Linked DNA regions of Homo sapiens: region 2 is linked to region 1. A link is an interaction called in ENCODE POLR2A ChIA-PET data of the cell type or tissue named here. Cell type or tissue: GM12878. All regions are shown on one strand. Region 1 overlaps COG1 (component of oligomeric golgi complex 1). Region 2 overlaps LINC00673 (long intergenic non-protein coding RNA 673).

Region 1 (2,500 bases):
AGCCTGCTAACCTAATGTGGGCAGAACTGAAAGATCACTGCAGTGGAAACTGTTCTGGAAGAGGCTGCAACATAGCCCATGCTTAGGGACTGGATGGTTTTTGCAAGAGCTTTTTTTTTTTTTAAACTACCATCTCCCAACTTTTAAAGCCAGATACTTGACAAGGATTTTAGATCTTAATGGGTTCGATGGTAGGGAATACGGAAAGGATACACTGCTAATATTGTGTCTAACAATAAAGCAAACAACTCGATGCTGTAAGAAGACAAGCTGTTTGAGCTTTCAAACACACATGCACACAGCACAATTCAGAAATACCCAGGAGGATTCCTGCAGGCTTAACAGTTGGCATCGTACTGAAATGAAACGTGTATTAACAAGAAAATGTCAAACTTTTGGGGAAACAAATTTTCTGTTACTTCCCACCCAACTAAAAGGGAAGATAAAACCATCATCACCAGAACAAAACAGATTTTCTCCAAACAAGTACAATGATAGTGCCGGGTTGGCAGTTAACTCTTTCACCCTACTAAATTCAAGAGCTCATCTCCACCCTGTCCTGTATATTTTCTACATTTCTATTAAGAGGCTACTTGGTAGTGTCAGCGGGCATCTTTTACACCTTCTAGTAGCTCAAGCTAGTAAAACCTTGTACTTCTCTATTGCGCCGCCATTAAAAGCAGCATTAGTGCATTTTGTCATTCAGTTCTTAATCAGTTATTTAAAAGGGAGCTGATCATGGGTGGCTCGGTGGGAGGTGGGGACCCATCCACGGATGAGCCTCTTGCTCTTGGCACCAACCTGAGCTTTTGTTTCGATGTTTCTGGTTGATTTAGCCTTTCGAGTGCTTGTCATGCTCAGTGGGAGAAGTCCAAACCTCCAAAACAAGAGGAAAGAATTTAGTAGCACAAACAGGCAGCTCTGGGGCCCAGCAGAAGCCTCATTTTTTTTTTTTTTTTTTTTTTGAGACAGAGTCTCGTTCTGTCGCCCAGGCTGGAGTGCAGTGGCGCAATCTCGGCTCACTGCAAGCTCCGCCTCCTGGGTTCACGCCATTCTCCTGCCTCAGCCTCCTGAATAGCTGGGACTATAGGCACCTGCCACCAGGCCAGCTAATTTTTTGTATTTTTTTTAGTAGAGACAGGGTTTCACCATGTTAGCCAGGATGGTCTCGATCTCCTGACGTGATCCGTCCACCTTGGCCTCCCGAAGTGCCCCGCAGAAGCCTCTTGGCAGCCTTTACCTGATCTGACTGGATGCCAGTGGCAGGATGTTATGGGGTTCTTGGGAGTTGAACGTACTGCTCCGGGGGGCGAGCTGATTCTCTGTACCAGTCACCAATCCAAACAGAACCTGGCAGACAAGAGGTGGAGCAGAGGTTTCATTGTGCAGGTAAAAGAAAGGCAAAAAAAAAAAAAAAAAGGTTAGTCACCCATCGCTACCGTATTTCTAACTGTCATTTTGGGGAATGTTCTGAGTGCATTTATGCTTCACGATTACTTTTTATCACTGCCCACAGGTCAGAATCTGAGAGGCAGGGAGTTTTTATTCCTCTTTCTGAGGCCTGGATAAAACTGTAATAATCCTTATTTACAACTTAAGGGGCCAAATCTTGGTTGCCTCAGTGTGTGAGATTTTATCTAATCCTCTTTCAGTCCTTATAACTACACTCGGCTATTTGTGTCTTATTCCCCTCCCTATGCTGCATCCTGGAGTATTACGTGCTTGAGCAGGTTAATTTTGTTATTTGAGCCTGTATCGCTTCGTTCGCACTAAGCATGTTTTTGATTTGACTCACAGAAGTTCGCTGCACCAGGCGATGAAGGTTGCTGTTGAGGTGTGGCGTGAAAACGTCCAGGTCAAATGGATCAATGAGGGCTTCCAGGTGGTCAGTCACTTTCTCAATTCTGAGAAAAGGATTAGGATCATTACTGTCCACATTTTTTAGGATCAAAAACAATCTTATGATATCCTACTGCTGTAGAAATCTTGGAGTTGGGTTTTATTCTACTTAGTTGCTGGCTTAGTACGTTTGTCACTGATGATAGTGCTTAAGTCACCCTCAAGCATGATGTCTAAGTGAAGTCCACCCTTTCCCCCGTTCTGTCTATAAGGAGGGCACTAAGGGCTCAAATGATACTCAGCAGCTGCTAGGCTGACTCAGAAGAGAGGGGAATAAGAGTCCACCTATTTCACTTGACCATTGCATTTATCCAGCAGGCGGCCATTATTTAACTTGCTGGCAATATGAGCACTTACTGTTCAAAACAAACACAATGAATGTGCAGTATAACAGGCTGACTCTGGTGGCTTCCCAGCAAAGGGACTATTTGCTTTTGGAAGAGACCGCCTTGACATAGCTCCCTAGAGGATACGACACCTGGAGTCTGGCTTGCTCCGGCCACTCTTCACCTCGTCACCCTTGGCTGTCAGAACAATGTTGAGGTAACGCAGATCATAAAGCAGCTGCAGCGCCCGGTTCTGGGTGACTGGAAATGCACCT
Region 2 (2,500 bases), 690 kb after region 1:
ATCCTGGCTAACATGGTGAAACCCTGTCTCTACTAAAAATACAAAAAATTAGCCAGACGTGGTGGCGGGCGCCTGTAGTCCCAGCTACTAGGGAGGCTGAGGCAGGAGAATGGCGTGAACCCGGGAGGCAGAGCTTGCAGTGAGCCGAGATTGCACCACTGCACTCCAGCCTGGGCAACAAGAGTGAGACTCCATCTCAAAAAAAAAGAAAAAAAAAATGAGGCTGAGGTGGGAGGATTGCTTGAGCCCAGGAGGTCACAGCTGCAGTGAGCCGAGATTGTGCCACTGCCTTCCAGCCTGGGAGACAGAGTGAGATCCTGTCTCAAAAAAAAAAAAATGTTGAAGATGTGAATGAATGAATGACCCCAAACTCTTATGGCTAACTTTTTTGCCACCTAGTAGACTCCAGCTGCTGCTAGGCTGGGTGTGTGTAGAATAAGGCCCTGTGAACACAGACATCCCTCTCGGGAATAAGAGCTGAGCAGTGCACTTCACGGTCCCCAGGCGGCCCACACCATCTGTTTGCTGCAGCAGGATGGCTTGGGTGGTCCATCCAGGGCCCTGCCCAGAGTCTCTTGGGGCCAAGGCTTTCCCACCCTGTCCCTCTCACTGCCCACCTCCAGGTAGGCACAGTAGGGAGGGCTGGCAGGAATGACCCAGGAGTGAAAGCAATCCTCTTGTCTTCTGGTGGGAGGATGGAGGGGCCAGGGCAAACTGTGAACCAGCCTTTGGACGGGGTACCCACCCACTTCCGTGACTCTCCTTGCCCCCCTCTGCTGGGCTCTTTAGGGAGCATCGAGCTCTCATGTTACTTTAGTGGTTGAGGCCACCCCTGGATTTCCCTCCTGAAGTGTCCCGTGTTGCAAATGGCCCTTTGTTCTTTCTTCTCTAGGGTATGGGAAATGTGGTGGCTGCCCCAGGTCTATGCAGCAGGGGAACCTGAGAGCCTCCTAAGGGAGGAGGGGCAGAGTTTTCTAGAAGCTGGTGTTCATGTAAATAACCCTGGGTGCTTCAGTGATTAGTCCCAGCTAGGAAAGTAGACAGAGAACCAACCCAATCAAGTTGTGAGAAATTGAAAGCACTCCAGCTTTCTTACAGATATTTTCTTTTTCTTTTTTTGGTCAGGGGGACGGAGTCTCGCTGTATCGCCCAGGCTGGAGTGCAGTGGCTTGATCTGGGTTCACTGCAACTTCCACCTCCCAGGTTCAAGCAATTCTCTGGCCTCAGCCTTTCAGGTAGCTGGGATTACAGGCGCATGCCACCATGCACGGTTAATTTTTGTAGTTTTAGTAGAGACAGGGATTCGCCATGTTGGCCAGGCTGGTCTTGAACTCCTGAACTCAAGTGATCTGCCTGCCCTGGCCTCCCAAAGTGCTGGGATTACAGGCGTGAGCCACTGTGCCTGGCTGATATTTTCTTTAAAATGAAATAAATATATAATTGGAGGGCATTACAGGTGATGTGAAGGTAGCAAGGCAGCTTGTGGTTTTTAAAGGAGGAGGAGTGTGGCTGTCCCTCAGTGACTCCTCTAAGTTCAATGACCTGGAGACCAAGAGAAGGGGACATTTGAGGATCTCGACCTTGTCCTTCCAGCAGGTGCTCCCAAGCCACCTCTGGGCCTGAGAATAGGCATCACATGACTCTGTTTAATCCTCCGACACAGCAAGGAGTGGCATTCTGGATCCACACTGCCTGCCTTTGAGCCCTGGCTGAAGCCTCTCTGATTCAGCCTCCTGAAGGACTTCCAGGGACTTCGCTACTTTCCCTGTCCCCTCTCACCTCCCACTATCTGCCCCCAGAGGTGTGGCTTGAGTCACCTCCTTAGGAAGTTTGTCTTTTATGTTGGATTTCTATGTAGCTCAATTACACCATGGTTATTCCTAAATGTCAGGCTTAATTTGTTGCAAGTTTTACTTGATCCCAACAGTGTGTTTTATTTACAGTAGGGAAGTCTATTCGTATAACCTCCCTCTTTTACAGTTTGTGCTTACAGAGTATGCATAACTATTCCCAATTAAAAGAAAACAAACACACACAACACTGTTGGAGTATTGCTTATAGCGCGGGGCTTTGGTAAAGCCTCACATCAGTGTGGTCCCTTTTCTCAAATTCTGCTTCATGACAAAGCCCACATACGTACACTTACACACTCCTTCAGAACGCTACAGTCTGATCTTGTAATGGCTTGGGTTTCAATTTAAGGTTGGTAGGTTGAATCACCTAAATTTTACAGATCTCCAAATAGGTCTAAAAAAGCTCCCATTCACAGAAATGTGCTTGCTTCACCCTGGAAGATACACGCGGAAATAACAGTGCTTTGGTTTTCAAGGCTTTCGTTTCTCTTTGCAGTAACTTGCTCCTCCTGTACTTAACGCAATACTCCATCAGCTAACAAGAGAAAGCGTCTCTTTTGTTTTTTTGTCTCTGCAGCTTTATTGAGGTGCAGCTGACTAATAAAAATTGTATTTATGTATTCATGGTATGCAACATGATGATTTGA

Evidence for each region. Peaks named below come from ENCODE experiments on the same cell type or tissue, not always from the same donor. Only the 100,000 strongest peaks of a DNase experiment are listed, where the experiment ranks them.
Region 2: POLR2A ChIA-PET joins it to region 1 with 5 read pairs; 2 of 35 experiments call an interaction of 5 or more read pairs at or near these places.

What each region holds. Positions count from the first base shown.
Region 1 is chr17:73,205,558-73,208,057 of GRCh38, reverse strand. It overlaps COG1 (component of oligomeric golgi complex 1), which reads right to left. Exons shown (of 14, transcript NM_018714.3): 10 at 2,378-2,500; 11 at 1,796-1,904; 12 at 1,241-1,350; 13 at 802-877. VCF1 (VCP nuclear cofactor family member 1) reads left to right here. Exons shown (of 4, transcript NM_001098832.2): 4 at 1-693. Among named protein-coding and RNA genes, the nearest start is that of COG1, 14 kb to the right of the region's middle. In GM12878, no CTCF peak of the experiment used is centred here; no DNase peak of the experiment used is centred here.
Region 2 is chr17:72,511,233-72,513,732 of GRCh38, reverse strand. The region is part of intron 1 of LINC00673 (long intergenic non-protein coding RNA 673); the gene reads left to right. Among named protein-coding and RNA genes, the nearest start is that of LINC00673, 80 kb to the left of the region's middle. In GM12878, no CTCF peak of the experiment used is centred here; a DNase peak (open chromatin) is centred at 974; H3K27ac peaks cover 563 bases.